Linked DNA regions of Homo sapiens: region 1 is linked to region 2. Evidence: read pairs that join two places in POLR2A ChIA-PET (ENCODE). Cell type or tissue: IMR-90. All regions are shown on one strand. Each heading gives the region's core, and the rest is flanking DNA. Links, peaks and the distances in the headings are about the cores only.

Evidence for each region. ChIA-PET counts read pairs that join two places held together with the same protein. Peaks named below come from ENCODE experiments on the same cell type or tissue, not always from the same donor. Only the 100,000 strongest peaks of a DNase experiment are listed, where the experiment ranks them.
Region 1: POLR2A ChIA-PET joins it to region 2 with 19 read pairs; 3 of 35 experiments call an interaction of 5 or more read pairs at or near these places.

The regions. Positions count from the first base shown.
Region 1 is chr17:31,272,253-31,283,345 of GRCh38, forward strand. The region is part of intron 36 of NF1 (neurofibromin 1); the gene reads left to right. It overlaps LOC101927057 (a long non-coding RNA gene), which reads right to left and starts at 1,386. Exons shown (of 2, transcript XR_243788.5): 1 at 1,325-1,386; 2 at 1-513. In IMR-90, for the core only: no CTCF peak of the experiment used is centred there; a DNase peak (open chromatin) is centred at 2,149; H3K27ac peaks cover 522 bases.
Region 2 is chr17:31,070,166-31,081,258 of GRCh38, forward strand. No RefSeq gene overlaps it. Among named protein-coding and RNA genes, the nearest start is that of MIR4733, 19 kb to the right of the region's middle. In IMR-90, for the core only: no CTCF peak of the experiment used is centred there; a DNase peak (open chromatin) is centred at 4,786; H3K27ac peaks cover 216 bases.

The DNA of each region.
Region 1 (11,093 bases), core at 1,776-9,775, 200 kb after region 2:
GTATACACAAAACAGCAAAAATATTACATAGAAAATAAATGTTGTCCATTGGATTGAGTATGGTGCTACCATTTGTCACAGTGTTCATATTCATAGTTGTGGCTATCTTTGGGGTCACTGCTGTATTCAGACTTGTCTTGGAATTTGGAGTCATCTAGGGATTTGAGGTCATTTTGAGATTTGGGCTTGTCCCAGGATTGGTGCTACCATTTGTCACAGTATTCATATTCATAGTTGTGGCTCTTTGGGGTCACTGCTCTATTCAGACTTGTCTTGGAATTTGGAGTCATCTTGGGACTCGAGGTCATTTTGAGATCTGGGCTTATCCCAGGATTGGGGTTCATTCTGGGATTGGTGCTCTTCCTGGGATTAGGTCTGGTCCCGGGATTCAGGCTTGACGCAGGATTGGATACTGCCATAGAATTTGAGGTTGTTGATGTTGAAGTTTGTCCCCGGAATGTTAACAAACATGAAGAGCAGGCCAATCGGTGATAGCTTGAACATCATCCTCCTCTGTTTCACAATAATTATATAATTTTAATTGAACACTTGGATCACAAATAGGCAAGCATATATCCTTAATTGTGTTTATCAGTACATTTGTGTTATGTAAATGTTTGCTTTTTCACTATTAGTGAACAAATTAAAAGCTTCCCTTTCTTTGTTGTCAACATCTGCTGACACAAGACCTATTTTCTATTGAGGGCTACCAACTGAAGGCAAAAACAATCCCAAGACTGAAAAAGAGCTTAATTGGCATTTTTCTATTTAAAAAAGGAAAAAAATAAAACTCTAGACATTCAATGCAATAAATATGGGGGCTTGAGATCAGTATAGAGTAGGGTAGGGGCAAAGACTGAGAGGCAATTTGGGACAGTAGAGCAACAAAAGAAATAATGAAATAAATATTGGTATTTTCTTGATTTCTCATGACCTTTATTCCAACAATTTAAGGTTTTAGTTTAGGTCACAAATTAGGATATTACTTCTAAATATTTACCCAAAGACTAAAGAGGTTAAACCAAAGCATTTCCCCAGTGCTGGGATGAGGTTTTCTTCATTAACAACAACAACAACAACAATAACAAACTAGAGAAGTTCATAGTTTTAAGATTTAGAAATGAACAAAACCAACTCCTTCATTTTGCAAATGGGCTCAGACAAGGGGCATAACTTACCTGAGGGTGCATATCTAAAAATGACCCAAGCTAGAACTTAAGTCTGTGACTTAAAGCCCAAATTTTAACTGTAGAACTCTAACATATATATTAAAAGTTACATTTGGCTCTAATATGTAATTGAGAACATTTCAAATTAATGTTACCTTTTGATATTTTTCTTTGAAGAGTAAGAATTCAGTCTTTCTCCAGCGTCTATGGGGAATCTGATTTCTCACTCACTGCATGCTATTTAAATATAATTAGTGAGGAAGTCATGTGTTCTAAACTTGACCTGCCATTTGCTCTTTGGAAGTATCCAACTGAGTGTTTCCAGACAACTACATATAAACAGATAGACTTTGGCAGAGATTAAAGAATTCAAATAAAGTTCTAAAATCTGCTTGCTAATTTAAAGAATCCAGTGAATAGCATTTGTTATTCCTCTTACCATGTATACATTAATGAATTGCTTCACTGGATTGACTCTAACTAGATGAATTTACTATTTTGCCTGCTGTGATTATTATGATTTTAAACCAAGTAAGTGTATTAAAGGTGTCTGCGTTTTCCTTAGAACATCTGTACATATGTTTATAGGGCAGTTTCTACCCATGGTTATTTTGAAGTTTAAAAAATAATTCAGTAATACAACATTTCAGGTATTTAATTTTTGGTAAATAAAGTAACCTTAGAAAAGAAGTTAAACTTCATTAATATGAAACTTAAGAAAAGGATTACATATGAAAGTGATACTTTTTCATACTGAGTTTACAAACTTTTGTGTGTTTGTGTATGGTTTTTTAATGTATTAAACCAGTCACCTTGAAGTGCATAAAGTAAATTTTTTGAAGGAATTTTGTCTTTTGGTCAGCCGTTTTCCATGATAACTAGCATATAGGGAAATTGGGTTGTATTCTGCTAATGTTTTCATCATATTGGCCAGCACACTTTAAAAATTGCAGGACTGTGAACAATGGTGTTGACATACAAGGAAATTGCAACATAAATGGCAGAAGTACAAGCCAGTACATGTTCCTCACTTGTTTTACTGTGCTGTGAAGATCATTTTTCCCCTGAATGAATAAACCATGAATAGAACCATGCTTGGTAAATCTTATTTATATGGTACATATAATAACTTCACTTAACTGGAGGTTAATGTGGTCAGATCTAAGAAGTAAACAAACAAAAAAAAACTACTTGGCAACCAGAGTAGATATTATGAATCGGAGTACTGCAGTAATTTACAGGAGTTTGTCATTGTCCTCTCTCTGCTCACTTGCTCATTCTGTGGATTTCTTTGGGGGGTATATAGTTGGTAATAGTAATAGTAATAGTAATAGTAATAGTAATGTTTCGAACTTGAGCAAACTGTGACTTATTCTATTTTTCTAATCTTGACCTTTTGAGTACTACACTTACACAACTCTTTATTGATGCTTCAAACACCTCAGTCTCAACTTGTTTAAAATTCAGAAGTTAGTGTTTTCTCCTTCCTATTTTTGTATCTAGATATATTCTTCTCATAATCTCTTGGTTAATTGTATCATCACCTAGCCAAATGTTTCTCCAACACTGGATTTCTCATTATCTTCTCTTTCTTATTTATCTTAAGCTCTCCAGGCCTCTTCATGATGATTAAGTAAAATTTAAATTCTATTTAGTACTCAAATGTTCCCAAACAAACAATAGTCAATTTGCCATTATTCAGGTCTTCAAATACCCACCAACTTTGTATCTTTGTGCAGCCTCCCCAACTTGCCCAAAGTGTAATAATAGCCCCCTCTTATCCTAAGTTTCACTTTCCATAGTTTCAGTTACCCATGGTCCACCATGGTCTGAAAATACTCAATGGAAAATTCCAGAAATAAACATAAGTTGGATGTATCATGAGGTTAATAGTAGCCTAGCACTGTGTCACAGTGCTGCATTAGTCAACCCACTTCATCTTATCACATAGGCATTGTGTCATATCACATCATCACAAGAAGGGCGAGTATAGTACAATAAGATATTTTGAGAGAGATGCCATGTGCATGTGCTTTTATTGTAGTATATTGCTATAACTTCTATTTTATTATTGTTTTTAATCTCTTACTGTGCCTAATTTATAATTAAACTTTATCACAGGTATTTCTGTATAGGAGAAAAACACAGCATATATTGGGTTCAATACTGTAATTCTGTGGTTTCAGGTATCCCTGAGGGGTCTTGGAACATATCCCCCACAGTTAAGGGGGTACTACTGTACTTTCCTCATTCAAAATTGTGTTGTTTCTTCAAGCTCCACTCATGTCAGCACCTTTTATACGATCCTTCCCTAATTCTTCACGTCAGAATCAGTCATTTTAGTACTTTATACTTTGATCAGAGTCTCATTTTCACTAAAGAAACTAAATCTTCCACCATATTCTGGCTTTTTTTGTGGTAAGATACCACCTCTTATTCCTTCTATTCCCTCTAGCTTCTAATATAGTGAGTGTTTATAAAGAATAGGACACAGGGCCAGTTATAAAGAATAGGACACAGGCTCATGCCTGTAATCCCAGCACTTTGGGAGGCCGAGGTGGGCAGATCACGAGGTCAGGAGATGGAGACCATCCTGGCTAACACGGTGAAACCCCATCTCTACTAAAAATACAAAAAATTAGCCAGGCTTGGTGGTATGCGCCTGTAGTCCCAGCTACTTGGGAGGCTGAGGCAGGAGCATCGCTTGAATCCAGGAGGTGGAGGTTGCAGTGAGCTGAGATCGCACCACTGCACTCCAGCCTGGGGGACAGAGCAAGACTCCATCTCAAAAAAAAAAAAAAAAAAAAAAAAGGGGCACAATAAGTATTGGAATTCATTGAAATACCTCCTGTTTCTCCATGTCGGAGGGCTGGTATCATTAATGATGTCTAAAGTAAGAGTTATTTGGTTATTTGCAGTTTTCCCTTCACATTAGCATAAATTTGGAAGGCACAGGCTTGAGTTTAACTTTCATCTCTACTTTCCTGGCTGCTGTTTTGAGAAGATTTCTTCATTTGTACAATGTGGATCATAATGCACATTCATAATCCCTTGTCTGTAATCTGAAACCCCAAATCCTCCAAAAACCTTAAGTTTTATCAAAAAATAAAAAAGTTTGACACCAAAATTTATTTGGTGCAAATGCCTTATCTGCATAGATGGGAGGTTTTTAGCTATCTTTGTTTCACTTAGTGTGGATATTAATGTTGCGCTGCAGAAATATTGATGAGATTGATTTTGGGGTGCTGTTCCATTTTCTACTGGAGTGTTACATAATACATGATAAGAATAGTACTTAGCATATTCATGTTTCTCTTCTTCCTTCTGGGCACAGCACCATACCACTCTTAGCATTCTGATAGTTAGGTGGTACCATCTGACTGAGTTCTGGCCAGTAAAATGTCAGTTCCAATGATGTACAATCGACCCTTGAACAACACTGGGGTTAGGGGCACTGAATCTCCACGCAATGGAAAATCTACGTATAACTTTTGCCTCCCCAAAAACTAAACTACTAATAAGACTGTTGATCGGAAGCCTTTTGATAACATAAACAGATTAACATGTTTTGTAAGTTAAATGTTGTATATGCTATATTCTTAGAGTGAAATAAGCTCCAGAAAAGAAATTGTTACCCAGAAAATCATGAGGAAGAGAAAATATATTTACTGTTCTCTGAGTGGAAGTGGATTATCACGAAGGTCTTCATCCTCTTTATCTTCATGTTGAGTAGGTGGAGGAGAAAGAAGAGGGATTGGTCTTACTGTCCCCGGGCTGGCAGAGGTGGAAGTAAACCTCTGTATAAGTGGATCAGCATGGTTCAAAGCCATGTTGTTTAAGGGTCAACTGTATATGATTTTTAAGCCTGATGTCTAACTTCTCACCAATCTTCCATTCTTGCTTTCTTCTATCAACGCCTACTAGAAACAGACGGTTCAGTGGAGGGGGTCTCCAAGACGCCAGAAGATGGTAAAACCATTAGAAAGCATGATTTAAGAGAAATTAACTTTTGTTGTCTTAGCCAGTGATATTTTGGGATTATTTGTGACAGAAATTAGTTCGTGCTGACTAACATAACTACATGCTGGACATCTTGCCTTTGCCTCTTCAAATCCACTCTGTTCTTTACCCTGCTGTGTACCCTAAGAGGCTGACCTGTGTAGAGGGTATCATTGGGCTCCCCTCCTTTCTGGCTTTCAGCTGGCCCATAGGGAATACAAGCGGAAGATTAGGGAGAAGAAAGAGAGTAAGGTTAGGAGGTATATATTTTTGGCTCCGTTTCTGCAGGGTCCCAGTGGGCTGGCTACATCCATCCATGCAGTATGGTTTTTGTTGGGTGACCCTCTCCACACAACCTACTCTGTGTCTGCTTTCTGCTAACTGCTTCCTGCACTCACTACTTCAGGTGTAGTATCACACTGTCTCTTAAGAGTTTCCTTAAAACCTGCCTTCTCCTTTATACATAATCTCTAATATCTCAGTTTGAATTTGCCACCTGTTTCCTGCTAGAACCTTAATTGCTACAAGCTGTATGTACACTGTATCATCTTCCTAAAATCACCAGGCATGGTGGGATGTGAGCTATAGTCCCAGCAACTCAGGAGGCTGATGTAGGAGGATTGCTTGAGCCCAGAAATTCAAGGCTACAGTGAGCTATGGATACCCTAACCTGAGCAACAGAGCAAGACCTTGTCTCTAAAAAACAAAAATTAAGTTAAAAAATTGTGTCTTTCTTTATATACTTACATTACTTTCCGTTGATCTGTTTTTGAAATGTTTCCAGAACTGTCTTCCCTCACGTATTGATTCTTCCAAAATTCTTAAGAAAATGGAAAAAAGTAATTTCTGAAAATGATGAGAATGATCATAAATTTCATATAGCACTTTCTTGAGAATTTCAAATTGCAGTTTTAATATTTTACTTTAGAAACAGGTCCAGTTTTCCCTTCTGTAATTTTTTTCTTTGGTCTTTTTGGATTTTTTGGGTTTTTTTTTTTTTTTTTTTTTTGAAAAGAACACAGAGATCTTTTCTTGAGTGATATTTGCACAGACATTGCCTTGGTAATTGAAGCTTTTTTTTTTTTTTTTTTTTTTTTTTTTTTTTTTTTTTAGAAAATCCTATTAAGTTTTATGCCATGTCTATGCTCATTGCACCTGTGCCTCATGTCTCATTCATTCATTCGTTTATTTTTTTATTATTTTTTTTTTTTGAGACAGAGTTTCGCTCTTGTTGCCTAGGCTGGAGTGCAGTGGCACGATCTCAGCTCACTGCAACCTACACCTCCCAGATTCAAGTGATTCTCCTGCCTCAGCCTCCTGAGTAGCTGGGATTACAGGTGCCTGCCACCACGCCTGGCTAATTTTCGTATTTTTAGTAGAGATGGGGTTTCACCACATTGGCCAGGCTGGTCTGGAACTCCTGACCTCAGGTGATCTGCCCACCTCAGCCTCCCAAAGTGCTGGAATTACAGGCGTGAGCCGCCGCGCCTGGCCTTCATGTCTCTTTTAAATAGGACTTCTAAAATTTTGAAATGAGGTCAGCTTCAGTGGCTCATGCCTATAATCCCAGTGCTTTGGAAGGCCAAGGCAAGAGGATCACTTGAAGCCAGGGGTTTGAGACCAGCCTGGGCAACATCATGAGACCCTGTCTCTACAAAGTACATTTAAAAAAAAATTAGCCAGGTGTGGTGGCACACACCTGTATAGTCTTAGCCACTTGGGAAGCTGAGGCAAGTAGATCGCCTGACCCCAGGAGTTCAAGGTTGCAGTGAGCTATGTTCCCACCACCGCACTTCAGCCAGTTAAGGGGACAGAGCGAGACCCTGTCTCAAAAAAATTTTGTTTTGAAATGAATTTATGTATGTTTGGTTATTTCTGAAAGCAGTTCAGGCCTACAGCCATACCACCCTGAATGCACCTGATGTTGTCTGAAAGCAATTCAGGTTTTCAGGATTAAAATTTTTATGCTACTAGGTTTGTAACCTATATTTAAAAGTAGAACATTTAAAACATTTTAGTAGTATATAGCACTGAAAAGTGGCTTTTTAGCGTAGACAGTTGTTTTTCAAGAAACTATTTTGTAATCCTAGCTACTTGGGAGCCTGAGGTGGGAGGATCGCTTGAGCTCAGAATCCAGTCTGGGCAACAAAGGAGAATTCCAGCCTCTTTAAAAAAAAAAAAAAAAGGAAGAAACTATTTGGGAGTTTTGTGAACAATGGATATGCAAAAAGACAGGCCATTGTTATGAGAGGCCTAATTGTGAGTACCTTCTAGAATTGTATATAAGCATGATTCTCTTCAATAGTAAAATCTCAGCCTCTTCATTTTAGAAATCTAATATAGGAAAAAGAACACATTTCTCCATAGTTGTAAAACATAGGTTCTCAGGGTGAATGCCCATCTTTGAGCAAGTTTGTCTTCCTAATGGTATAATACTGTAAGTCTGTTATCTAATTTTGGCTTGTTGTCACTTATTTTTCATAATCAAAGAAAAATGATTTAATTTTAAAAAGATGCTCTCCTTTCTGTTTTCTTCTCTTGGATGATAGTATCCCTATCTGTCTGAGTTTATAGAATCTTAATTTTTACCTGCTCTTACCACATACATCTGATTAGTCATTAAGTCTTACTGATTCTGCTTCAGAAATTTTGTTTTATGCTTCACTCTCATGCTACCAACTTATTTGGTAGCTTCAGCAGTTGTCTAAGCTGGGGTTGGCAAATTTTTTCTGTAAAGGACCAAATAGTAAACATTTTAGGCTTTATAGCCCATATAAAGTTTTTTTTTAATTTTTTTTTTTTTTAAAAAAGAAAGAAATGTAAGAACCCACACCTGTAATTGCAGCACTTTGGGAAGCCGAGGCAGGGTGGATCACGAGGTCAGGAGTTCAAGATCAGCCTGGCCAACATGGTGAAAACCCGTCTCTACTAAAGATAAATTAGCTGGGCGTGGTGGTGTGTGGGTATGTGCCTGTAATCCCAGCTACTCAGGAGGCTGGGGCAGGAGAATCGCTTGAACCCGGGAGGCAGAGGTTGCAGTGAACCGGGATCGCGCCACTGCACTCCAGCCTGAGCGACAGAGTGAGACTCTGTCTCAAAAAAAAAAAAAAAAAAAAAAAAGTAAGAATCATACTTAGCCTGGAGGCCATACAAAAATAGGTCACAAGCAGGCTGTGGGAAGGATATTGTAAGTGGGCCATACTTTGCTGACCTCTGGTCTAGGCTATTACAACAATTTCCTAATTGGAGTATTTGTCACCGGTATTTTACCCCGGTGTAAGATTGCCTCCATCTTACACATTACTGCCAGAATCATCTCTCTGAAATGTGACCATTTCACTTCCAGGTAAAATCTTTATGTGCTCCTTTTAGCTAAGTTTTCTTGCTTAAGGTATTCATGTATTACTTCGGGGATTTTTTTTTTTTTTGCCATTTCTTCATAACCATCTATATTATTTATTCAGTATTTTTATAGACTTTTTTTTCTTAAAGGAAAGTTTATACTGTGAATGGAAAATCAATATTGATTGCCATAACTAGAAAACCAACAAAAGGCAACAGTAAAAGGAAATATAGAACTATGAAATGCCTGTTTCATGTAGCACCCAATCATATATGTACTACATTTCAAAAAGTCACTGGCTTATAAAAATATTTTTTAGCATCTCATACAAGTCTCTTCATAATCTGTTATACAGCTCACCTTACTTGCACGATTGCTGAGCCAAAGCAGATCGAAAGTCATTTTGGTAAGAGGCTAGATGCTGACCTTGTATTCTGAAAATCTGATGATTCTACTGTTGTTGATGTGATTCCAAGTAAGCCTGTGTGAACTTCTGGGCTATTCTCAGGGAAGTGTTTATGACACATTGTTGAAGGTATCATCAGGGCAGTTGATCCAAGAAGACTCTAGGAGCTGGCTAAGCCACAAAGTCTGCCCAAAAAGCTCAGAATGACAAATGAATGTTTTGTACATTATCTCCACTATAATGCTAGAAAAAAGTCTTAAAAGCATTTGTCTCAATTGATCATTTATATGGAATAATACTGGTTAATCATCTTAAATCATCATAGTGTTGGGTAATGTCTGTAGAAGGATGCTTTAAACTCTACTTGGTGCTTCAGCTATGCTGACCATCTCACCATTGCCCCCTTTGCCATGCCCTGACATCCTCACATGTCTCTCTGCTTTTGCATACTCTTTTCCACCTGGTTTGAATGCCCTTCCTTTATCATGGGACATTATCCTTTCCATTTAATACCCATCTTGATAACCTGACTCTGACCCCCTAGGCAAGTTTAAAAAAAAAAAATTCATTGAAATGAAATTCACCCTTTTTGAAGTGTACAATTGCCTGGGCACAGTGGCTCACACCTATAATCCCTGCACTTTGGGAGACTGAGGTTGGGAGAGTCACTTGAGTCCAGGAGTTCGAGACCAGCCTGGGCAACATAGTGATACCCTGCCTCTACAAAAAAAATTGCAAAAATTAGCTGGATGTGGTGGTTGATGCCTGTAGTCCCAACTACTCAGGAGGCTGAGGTGGGAGAATCACTTGAGCCCGGGAGGTTGATGCTGCAGCAAGCTGAGATCAAGCCACTGCACTCCAGCCTGGACAATGGAGAGAGACCCTGTCTGGAAAAAAAAAAAAAAATCTTTTTTTTAAGTATACAATTTTGGGCCGGGCGTGGTGGTTCACGCCTGTAATCCCAGCACTTTGGGAGGCCGAGGCAGGTGAATCCCGAGGTCAGGAGATCAAGACCATCCTGGCTAACACGGTGAAACCCCGTCTCTACTAAAAATACAAAAAATCAGCTGGGCGCGGTGGCAGGCACCTGTAGTCCCAGCTACTTGGGAGGCTGAGGCAGGAGAATGGCTTGAACCTGGGAGGCGGAGCTTGCAGTGAGCTGAGATAGCGCCACAGCACTCAAGCCCGGGTGACAGAGCGAGATTCCATCTCAAAAAAAAAAAAAAAAAAGTATACAATTTTGCATATTCAGAGTTGTGTACTCATTACCACTGTCTAATTTTAAACATTTTCATCACTCCAAAAAGAAACCTCATAGCCATCAACAGTCACTCTCCCCTTTCCTCCTGCCCCCCCTCAGCCCCTGGCAACCACTGATCTACTTTCTGTCTCTATGGATTTGCACAGTTTAGATGTTTCATATAAGTGGAATCATACAATATGTGCTCTTTTGTGACTGCCTTCTTTTACTTTAATATTTTCAAGATTCATCCATGTTGTAGCATGTATCAGAACTTTATCCCTTTTTATAGCTGAATAATATTCTATTGTATTCATACAATATATAAGCGTTTGTGTGGACGTATGCATTCAGTTTTTTTAGATACATATCTAGGAGTGGAATTGAGTCATATGGTACCTCAGTGTTTAACTTTAGAGGAACTGCCAAATGATTTTCCAAAGTAGCTGCATTATTTTACATTGCTACCAGCAGTGAATGAGAGTTTGAATTTCTGTACATCTTCACCCAACACTTGATATTGTCTGTCTTTCTAGACAAATTTTGATAAATCCCTCCTTTTCTAAACCATAGCCAAGTCTATTACTGTTTAACAATGACCATCTTGGAGTATAAATTTTCTGTTCACACTTTGAACTTTAACTTCCGGGTCTTAGATGTCTTTATCTGGATATACAGAGAATCTAGGTTTTGTATGTAATTATTCAATGATAGTATTAAAACTAAGTCCGGACGCAGTGGATCACGCCTGTAATCCCAGCACTTTGGGAGGCCGAGGCGGGCGGATCACGAGGTCAGGAGATCGAGACCATCCTGGCTAACACAGTGAAATCCCGTCTCTACTAAAAATACAAAAACTTAGCTGGTCGTGGTGGCGGGCACCTGTAGTCCCAGCTACTCGGGAGGCTGAGGCAGGAGAATGGCGTGAACCTGGGA
Region 2 (11,093 bases), core at 1,621-9,620:
GCTTGCCTGTCATCCTCAATAAAGACCCAAGTGAGGATTCTTTTCCGTAAAGCTTCAAGTTTAATTAGCTCATTCTGCTAGTTCCTTAGAAAAGGCTTTCTGCTGCCAAAGAAAATTAAGCTTTTTTTAAAAAACAAAAACAAAAACAAAACAGGTTTCAACTCATTCGGTATATTTTAGGATAAATATATTTTGAAGGCAAGGGCAAAGTTTTTTTGTTTTTGGTTCTGTTTTTGGTTTTGTTTTTGAGTCGGAGTCTCACTCTATCACCCAGGCTGGAGTGCAGTGGTGTGATCTTAGCTCACTGCAACCTCCGACTCCCGGGTTCAAGCTATTTTCCTGCCTCAGCCTCCAGAGTAGCTGGGACTACAGGCACGCACCACCACGCCCGGCTAATTTTTGTATTTTTAGTAGAGACAGGGTTTCACCATATTGGTCGGGCTAGTCTTGAACTCCTGACCTCGTGATCCGCCCACCTCAGCCACCCAAAGTGCTGAGATTACAAGCATGAGCCACTGCGCCTGGCCAAGGGAAAGGTTTTTATACATATTTTTATTTATCCCTTAGTAACCTGAATATGACTAATAAAGAAATCTTGACCAGTGCAGTGGCTCACACCTGTCATCTCAACACTTTGGGAGGCCGAGGTGGGCGGATCACGAGGTCAGGAGTCCACAACCAGCCTGGGCAACATGGTGAAACCCCGTCTGTACTAAAATACAAAAAATTAGCCGGGCATGGTGGTGTGCCCCTGTAGTCCCGGCTACTCGGGAGGCTGAGGAAGGAGAATTGCTTGAACCCAGGAAGCAGAGATTGCAGTGAGCTAAGATCACACCACTGCACTCCAGCCTGGGTGACAGAGCAAGATTCTGTCTCAAAAAAAAAAAAAAAAGAAATCTTTATACTATAGTAATAAGGATTATTCTGATAGTTACTGTATTGATTGTTTTGATAATTACTGTGTTCTTAGTTGCAGACAACAGAATTCACTCTAGCTAGTTTCAATAGAAAGGGGTTACAGCAGGGTATTAGGTAGCTTATGGGATTTCCAGCAGTGCCAGAGAAACAGGTGAGGATACCACACAGCCGGAAACAACCCCAGCAGAAATGCCCAGCCATAAACAGGGCTGTTCTCACAGAAGCCCCACTGCTGCTGCTCACCATTCAATACCTGTGATGCTGGGGGCTGGACAGTGAGGCTTCTCTCAAGGCTCTTTCACGGTCATGTCTGCAAAAAGATGGACCCAACTACATGTGCTGCCACTTCACTTAAATGACCTTCATCTTCCTGGAGCACATAGGCATCTGCTGGGCAGAACCTGGGTCATAGGCAGAACCCTAGCTACAAAAGAGTCCAGACACTGTAGGTTTTAGAAATGGTCAAAGCAGATATTGTGTGGACCCATTCGTGGAATCTGCCACAGTGACCATATCGATTTCAGGCAATTTGTAAGTAATGGTAATCATGAGAGTTATATGAGAATAATGGCTAGCAATTTCCAGTGCTTTGTAGCACTTAATATCTTATAAGCATGATTTCATTTAATCCTCAAAGCAGCCCTATGAGGTAGGTACTATTCGTATCCTTGGATTGTAAGTGAAGACATCAAAGGACTAGAGAGGTTAATTCACTCACCCCACATCTCATGGTGGTAAAAAGCCAGGATTCAAACTCAGCTCTGTCTGAATGAAAGTCTGTGCTTTCAGCTAGTATACTGCTAATGCTTTACTAATTATTATTTTTAGTTTATCTTCTAGGAGCAGCTTGACTATCTAATCTGGGTTTACCACTTCTGGAAGACTTTTTACCCACAGTGGGACTCTGATATTTGTGTAACTGGAAATGGAAATGAGATCTTCTGAATGTGGAATGCAAAGGAGAGGGTACGTCTCACCAATCCTGGGTTATATTACCTTTGTGTCAGATGTAAGGTGACAAGCCAAGCATAGGACATGCACCAAGTGGAAAAGTCCACTGAAAATTTTATCTTTGAAGAGAACAGAAAAAGCATTAAATCTCTATATCTGGTACAGTCTATATGGGTTGTTTTATCTGAAAGGGGAAGGAGGAATGCTTTAAAAAAAAAGGTAACCTTAACTCTAGGCAAAACTTAAATTATTTTCTTCTCTTTCTTCATTTCTAAAGCTACAGCCAGTCAGACAAGATGGGACATGTAGTGTTGCACAATGATCCTGCTGCATTTTCAGCCTCCAGGCTGAGAAGCAAGTGCAATTAACATTCCAAGGTGGGAGTTATTTCCCCACCATTTGAGCCCTGCAGCATCTTATTGTGATTACAAAGGCTGGACTAACTGGCTTTGTCAATGTAATGTATACACATTAAACATATACAGACAGTTCTTGAAAAGTTATAAATTCAAACATTCCATAGTATGTGGAACCCAGTAAATTATAGAATGGGAAATGCTTTCAAAGGAGCACCTGATTCAGCATCCTCCTACCTCTTGTTTCTAATTAAAACAAAAAAAAAAAGAAAAAGAAAAAAGAAACATAAAAACAACGGCATTGTAGTCATGCTTTAATTTCATTCTAAACTTGTGTCATCCTGTTGAATTGAGGCCCACAGGGAACAGGGCCCAGCAAATCCCTGGACCTCCTGGTATTTGGTATAAACATAGCAGCTAACCTGGACTGGCTTCCACAGAGCTAAGACATTTTCTTTTTTGCACACAGAGCAGTATGCTCCAAAATTATATGTACATGTTGCAAAAGTATATATTTTGTTCCAAATATATGCTCTAAAATTATATATAATATATATATATTTTATATATATATAATTTCTTTGAGTCAGGGTCTTGCTCTGTTGCCCAGGCTGGAGTTCAGTGGTGTGATCATAACTTACCTCAGCCTTGAACTCCTGGGATCAAGCAACTCTCCTGCCTCAGCCACTTGAGTAGCTTGGGCTACAGGTGAGTGCCCCCATGTCCAGCTAATTTTTATGTTTTGTAGAGATGGGGTCTTGCTTTGTTGCAAGGTATCTAACTCCTGGGCTCAAGTGATCCTCACGCCTTGGCCTCCCACAGTGCTGGGATTACAGGTGTGAGCCAATGCACCTGGCCATGAACACATAGTTTTAAAAATACTTATTTGTTTAAATGTATATTAAGAAAGACATATAATAGGTCAAACATGAGATTCGTGGATGTTATTGCTCATAGCAAGGCTAAGATTTTAAAAAAGAAGGGGGAATCACTGAAAGGAATTAGATAAATAAATAACATGATACTCTAGCAAAACCAAAAACGTTGCAGGTGGTCCTGGAGTGATGAAAGTGAGGGAAGCCATCGAAGAGAACAGTGCCTGGATTCAAGTGCCTGCTCTGTCCCTGACAGGCTGGAAAGATCTTGAACAAGTCGTCTCCCCCTGATGAACTTCAGACTGTAAACTAAGAGGATGTACTGGGGCAATGTTGAACGTGGGGTGTGTTCTTCCTTGTTCCAGGAGACCAGGGCTTCCCATGGTGTCTCAGGCACTGGGCAGGAAGAAAGGTGAGGCTTCCACTCCCAACAGCTTCAACTAGAGGCAGCTTTCACTAGCTTTACAAATGCAGCTTCTTACAGAAGTTGGTTTGAAAATAAGGTTTCATTGGTTAAAAAGTCTGAAAATGTTCTTCTCAGCCCCAAAATAGAATATTTATATACTACGCTTTTGTAAACGATAACTAACCAAAAAGCTAATGATATCAAAATAAGTTCAGCTGGCGTGCGGCTTGTTTCAGGAAGTCTGTTCAAGAGGAAAGTATAGCCAAATAATAACAGATAATGTGTTTGATCACAGGCTATCCCAGGCACTGAGCTATATATACTAATGAATCTTGGAAAAACAAAACCAATAAACAAAATAAAACCACCACTAGGAGGTACGTTTTATAAATAACTCCACTTTACAGATGAGGATACTGAGGCTCAGAGAAGTGAAGTGGCTTGGCTTAGCTCACCCACTTTGTGCACAGTCAGGGTACAAACACAGGCAGTCTGACTCCCCTTAACTGTATCACTGTGTCGCCTCGCAGGAGGGCAGAGAGAGGTGCCTGGTACCTGGGAATCGGCGATCTCTAGCAATACAGATAAATACCCCATTTAGTGCACATTTCAGGCTACCCAGCATCCATGACCCAATTTTCAAAGATTTTCCATTCATCTAGTTGTTAGGCAGTGGTGGTCCGGGCATGCTTCTTTGGCCAGGCCAGGGATGATTTCTGTTTCATGGTACAGTCTTTGCTGTGAGGGTTCATCTGGGTGGGGGCTCACAGGCCTCTTACAATGGAGTTTCTCATATTCTGAACCAATTCTGGGTTCTCAGGCAGGTCCCTGAGTCATATTCTTTTTTCTCCTGGATCACAGGGCTGGGTCTACCTACTTTCTTTCTTTCTTTTTTTTTTTTTTTTGATACTGATTCTCGCTCTGTCAACAGGCTGGAGTGCAGTGGCACAATCTGGGCAAACTGCAACCTCCGTCTCCTGGGTTGAAGCAATTCTCCTGCCTCAGCCTCCAGAGTAGCTGGAATTATAGGCATGCGCCACCACGCCTGGCTAATTTTTGTATTTTTAATAGAGACGGGGTTTCACCATGTTGGCCAGGCTGGTCTTGAACTCCTGACCTCAAGTGATCCACCTGCCTCAGCCTCCCAAAGTGCTGGGATTACAGACATGAGCCACTGTGCCTGGCCAGAAGTCTTCATTCTTTACAGTACTTCAGGACTTCCAAATGCCTCTTCACTCTCTCCTCATGGTTTGCATTCCTGCACTGGTGACTCTCTCTTCATTGCAGTGCCTTCTGCATATCCCACACGGCAGGAGGCCCAGACAGGAACCCCCACGGTGTAAAAGGATAATGTTTGATCTAAGCGTTCTGTCCAAATCCCTCCAGATCTTTTTTTTTTTTTTTTTTTTAATCAGGCAGCCCTCAGAATCACAGCAGATTCAGAGAGAGTGCCCCTCTAGATTTTTTTATGATTTTGGTCATTTCTCTCTGCCTTCAAGTGTGCTTTTGTTTACAATGGCCTGCACCTGTAACTCTTCTTAGGGGAATTTGCCCTGGGCTACTGGAGCTGCTTTTCACTCAAGGACAGAATTCTGGAAGTGTCTAGTAGGTTTTCATGCTCCTGGTGTGGCCCTTAGTGGATGACCAAGGGTGAGACCCTCTCTTGCCTTAGGCTGAGACAGACTCAGGTGTGACTTACATCCCAGAGTGTTTCCCACCCACCCCCTCCCTGCAGGATCAGGCTGAATCACAGACTGGCTGGGCTCCTTCCCTTGCCTGCCTCCTCCACGCCTTCACTGATTTCTCCTGGGAGCCATTTTTTAAATTTATTACTTACACACAGGTCCTCATCTCAGGGTTTTGTTCTGGGAAACCCAACCTAGAAAAAGACTTAAAAGAAAAAAAAAGAATTACAACTTAAAACTGAAAATAGTTATCACTGGTTTTAATGCAGTATAATAAAGCCAGGCCTGTTCCTTCTCAGCCTCTTGAAGAACTTAATGCTCAATTTAACATTTTATTTACATTTTCATTCATCTTTTTATGAATTAATCACGCCCAAACTTTTGTTGCTCTTTCCTTCCTTTGAAAGGTTTCTGAGTTTCTTCCCTTCTCTGGAAGTTAACTGGTGAGGACTGCCTTAAACACAGTTTAAGGAGTTGTGTTGCCCCCAACCCCAATATCCCCTTTCAGGAAGTAGTGTCTTGGTTGTGTTTTGTCTTCCAACACACAGATGCATACACACACATGCACCCACAAATACACACTTGTGCACACACCAATGCACACAAATCATGTTCCCACATGCAGGCATGAATAAAAACATGCACTCACACACGTGTGCACACAGAAATCACGTACATGCACACATGCACACACATATGCACACCATAGTTAGGATTCAGGCACCTGCCTATCTGCCTGCCTAAACTGTTCACTGTGGAATTTCCTGATGCTTCTTTTTACTTGTGTGGTTTCCTGAAAGAGTATGAAGGACTCTGATGGTTGTCAACAGAGTGTCAAGTGTAGGACTGAACCAAATGACATACTGTTGAATATAATAAGAAAAATAGAAGGCACTGAGAGAAAAAGAAGGCGAGTAGTAAAATTTCTTTGGGTAGCTTCTAAGCACACATTTTTAAAGTTTTGCTAAAGTCTAAGGGGGCATACAAAATTACCTTAGATTAAATGTTTATTATAGCTTCCGTATTAATGTTAGGTCAGATTTATAATGTGGTAGACTCTGAATAGAACTATGTTTATACTATGTTGTATATACACTTTTATTATTATTATTATTATTATTATTATTATTATTTGAGACCGAGTCTCATTCTGTTACCCAGGCTGGGGTGCAGTGGCATGATCTTGGCTCACTGCAACCTCTACTTCCTGAGTTCTAGTGATTCTTGTGCCTCAGCCTCCCAAGTAGCTGGGATTACAGGCATGTGCCACCACACCTGGCTAATTTTTGTATTTTTAGTAGAAATGGGATTTCACTATGTTGCCCAGGCTGGTTTCGAACTCCTGGACTCAAGTGAGTCGCCTGCCTCAGCCTCCCAAAGTGCTGGGATTATAGGAGTGAGCCACCATGCCTGGCCTGCATTGTAATTTTCCAAAAGGAGGATGGAGTCATGCTTGCCAAACCTATTGGACTACAGCACCCTTCCTGAGGAGCATCTCTGGAAAGAGAGTCCAGTGGACAATACTCTCAGCAGTGCTGACCCGCTTTACCCTTGGACCTGCACGCTTGCAGTGATCTGGTCTAGCTTTTTGTTACATGAACACCAGCATTTTCCACAGATGTGACCTCCCACTGTCAAGGTGATTTAAAACAAAATTTTTTGTAGAAACCAAAAGAATCCTTGCCAGATAATTTAAGCATCAAAGAGATAAATGCACATGTGATGTTATAGAAGGAAAAGAATCTTCTTGGGAGGTGCTACTTCTCCCCTAGCCCATGAGGACCAATAAATACTAATGAGGACCCTTCTCATCTATAAGCCAGGGTGCTAAGCACCCTCCACAGACTATCTGATTTACTTATTACAGCACTGCCACGTGGTAGATGGCATTTTTCTTACTTTGTAATAAAAAAGCCTGAGGGTTAGAGAAGTTAAATAACTCACTTGAGGTGCCCAACATCATCTGGTAGGTCTGGATTCAAATCCAAACCTGTAACACCAAAGCCCATGGCCTTAAGCAATAAAAGGTAAAAGGCTGGCATGGTGGCTCACCCCTGTAATCCCAGCACTTTGGCAGGCTGGGGCAAGTGGATCACCTGAGGTCAGGAGTTTGAGACCAGCCTGACCAACAAGGAGAAATCCTGTCTCTACTAAAAAATACAGAAGTAGCTGGGCATGGTGGCGCATGCTGGTAGTCCCAGCTACTCGGGAGGTTGAGGCAGGAGAATCGCTTGAACCCAGGAAGTGATGGTTGCGGTGAGCTGAGATCTCGCCATTGCACTCCAGCCTGGGCAACAAGAGCAAAACTCCGTCTCAAAAAAATAAAAAAATAAAAATAAAAGGTAAAAAAAGCAAAGAATGAGGGGGAGACATGTCCAAGTGGACATCTGTACATCCCCCTTCCCTTGTGTGGCTCTAGCTGCCTGGATTTAAAGTCAGGTCAGAGCCCACATACCCCAAGGTATGGGGCCCAAAGTGACCATGCTAATTTCTCAGGCCTTAGGTCAGGTCACTCAATGATAATAGCTGATATTTATGGAGTGCTTCCCCAGTGCCAACCACTGGTAGGATCTTCACACGCGTGATCTCACTTAAACCTTTAGGTTCAAAGCTGTGAGGTAGGTACTATAATGACCCCATTTTACAGAAAAGCATAGGTTCAGAGAGGTTACTTTGCTTGCCCAGGGCCACACCACTAGGAAACGGTAGAGCTGGGCTTCAAAACCAGGTCTGGTCTGAGTTCAGGCCATATACTTAACCCATACTTAACTCTTTGAGTTAAAACTAGAAAAAAAATGGAAAAATCAGTCTTTTTTAGGTATTTCCAAATTATGAACATTTGCTGGTTTTGGGGGCTATGTAACACCCAGATCGCCTTCCTGTTTCATGGGAATTCCACTTTTGGAAGGTCTTGATGGGAGGGCCTCTGCCTGTGGGAGCTGGCAAAGGCCAGACATTCCCTGTCCCTGCCTCCTGGCTCACCAGTGGGCTGCTCCAGCAGGGAATGATGGTTTTGGGGGGCGTGATGATGCCAAGACACGGGAGCCCTTAGAGAGCATCCATAGCAGTGGCTGTGGCTGTGGGTGATGTTCCTGTGTCACATCTTTGGCTGGGTTTTCTGCTGACTCACCTTCATGAGTTCCTGCCTGTTTCCTGGGGCTGGTAGCCAAGCCTCCCCACCTGTTCTGTGACCCACCAACGTTTTTCCAATATACTCACTCCCTTTCTGTTTAGGTAAACTGCAGGTGGCTTCTGATGTGTGCAACCAAGAACCAGACATGTACAAAAGTCTTCGTACTTTTGGAATTATATAATTGGAGCCAAAGATAAACCTTTGTCTTAGGCTCCTGCAGATGATTTAAAAATGTATTCTTTTCTGAAATCCAAGCAGAGGACATAGCTGTGGCTTTGTCCTTGGGTAACAACCACCTTTTGTACACTGGGGCTATAGGCAGAGAATTCCAGTTTCTCAGCGTGACCTTCAAGGCTTTGCCCAGAATAGCTCCATTCATGACTCTGTCTTCTAACTAGGCCCGTATTCCAGCCAACCTGGCCTTCTGGCTGCTCCTTAGCCATGTTTTGCCTTTTCTCACCCAAATATTCACCTGCCCTTCTGAGATCAGCTTCTTCTAACACAGGTATACATGGAAAGCTTGGTCTTACATATACCTTGAGTCGTCCGCTTAGAAGCACGTCCTATATGTAATCCCAGCACTTTGGGAAGTTTGGCCAGATGGATCACTTAAGGCTAGGAATTTGAAACCAGCCTGGCCAACATGGTGAAACCCCATCTCTACTAAAAATACAAAAATTAGCCAGGCATGGTGGCATGTGCATGTAATCTCGGCTACTTGGGAGGCTAAGGCATGAGAATCGCTTGATCACAGGAGGCAGAGGTTGCAGTGAGCTGAGATCGCACCATTGCACTCCAGCTTGGGCAAAAGAGCAAGACTCCGCCTCAAAAAAAAAAAAAAAAAAAAAAGAAGAAGGTCCTATAGTCATAGGTTTCCCACTGTTTCTAGCTCTGCTGAGGGCCGCGGCTCCCCTACAGTGGTCTGCTAACTCCAACTCTAGGCCTGAGGTAGTCCACTTGGTAGGAGAAGAGTCTAGTTGTCTCTTCATAGGCCTCACTGGGAAGTGGGAAAGGGAGCGGGTCTCCTTCCCCTTCACCACACCACCCCAGGTTGTACAGATGGAACAACTCACTTCACTGGGCATGTTGGAACCATTGGAAAGCGAACCGAAATTCAATAGAAGGAAGGTGAAAGTTCTTGATGCATCTGATTCTCCCAGAGTTGCAAGGGAAAGTAGCACAAAATTAGGCCTTCACTTTGTTGGGGTAGAGGATTCTGCTAAGGTCTGGCCCTGAACGTCCTACTTTCTTGATCAAGCATCTTCTACTACAAGACTTTTGGGAAAACCTCTTTGAGTCACTGGAAACCACTGGGAAGGCTCTGTCCCATCCCCCTCCTCTCTCCAGACATTTCCTCATTCAAATGGGCAACTCAGCAGGACTATCAGCCCTGCTAGGACAAGGAAGACCTGAAGACCCATCAGAGGTAGCAGGAGCTGGGGAGAGGCTCAGGCTCACCAGGGTCTGTGGCTGAGGATGGGTATGGGTCGTCTGGGTCAGATTATCTTTGTGCTTGCTATTCCCTTCAGCAAACATGGCTGTGTCAGTAGCTTTTGAACTTGTTAGATTTAACAAGTAGTGGTTAATTAAGAAGCTTTTCTTCATTAACAAGGTGCTTCCCCTTTCCCTTGAAGTCCCTAAATCCCGTTATAATGTACAGGAGGGGTTAATCCCTTTCTCATTTTGCCTATCAGAGCAATGGAGGAGGCGTGTGGCTCATGCCTGTAATCTCAGCACTTTGGGAGGCCGAGGTAGGAGGCTCATTGAGCCCAGGAGTTCGAGACCAGCCTGGGCAGGGCAACACAAAAAAAAATTTAAAAATTACTTAGGTGTGGTGGTGTGCACCTGTAGTCCCAGTTGTTTGGGAGGACTAGAGGGAGGATCATTTAAGTGGGAGGATTGTTTAAGCCTGGGAGATTGAGGCTGCAGTGGGCAGTGATCATGGCACTGCACTCTAACCTGGGCAACAGAGCGAGACCCTGCTTAAAAACAAAGAAAAATAATAATGCAGGAGTTACTTTAAAAAAAAAAAGCTTTATTCAGATATAATTCAAGTATGATGCAATTCACCCACTTGAAGCACACAATTTGAGGGTTTTTACTACAGTATATTCACAGTTACAGGCCATCACCACAGTCAATTTTAGAATACTTTCATCAACCCAAAATTAAGCCTCATACCCATTAGCAGTCTTGGCAACCACTAATCAACTTTATGCCTCTATAGATTTGCCTTTTATGAACAATTCATATAAATGAAATTATACAATACTGTATGTGCTATTCTGTGACTGGCCTCCTTCACTTAGCATAATGCTTTCAAGGTTCATCCATGGTGTAGCATGTATCAGTACTTTATTCTTTTTTATAGATAAGTAGTGTTCATTGTATGAATATACCACTTTTGTTTATCCATTTATCAGTTTATAGATCTTTGGGTTGTTTTGACTTTTTGGCGATCATAAATAAAGCTACTAAGAACATTTGTGTACAAGTCTATGTGTGCACATATGTTTCTTCATTTTTCTTGGGTATATACCTAGGAGTAGAACTGATTGATCACAGCTCTGTTTAACCTTTGGAGGAGCTGCCAAAATGTTTTCCAAAATAGCTGCACTATATTACATTCCTACCAGCGCTGTATCAGGATTTCAATTTCTCCACATCCTTGCTACAACATTATCATCTGTGTTTTTTATTATAGCCATCCTACTAGGCATGAAGTGGTACCTCACTGTGGTTTTGATTTGCATTTTCTGATGGCTCGTA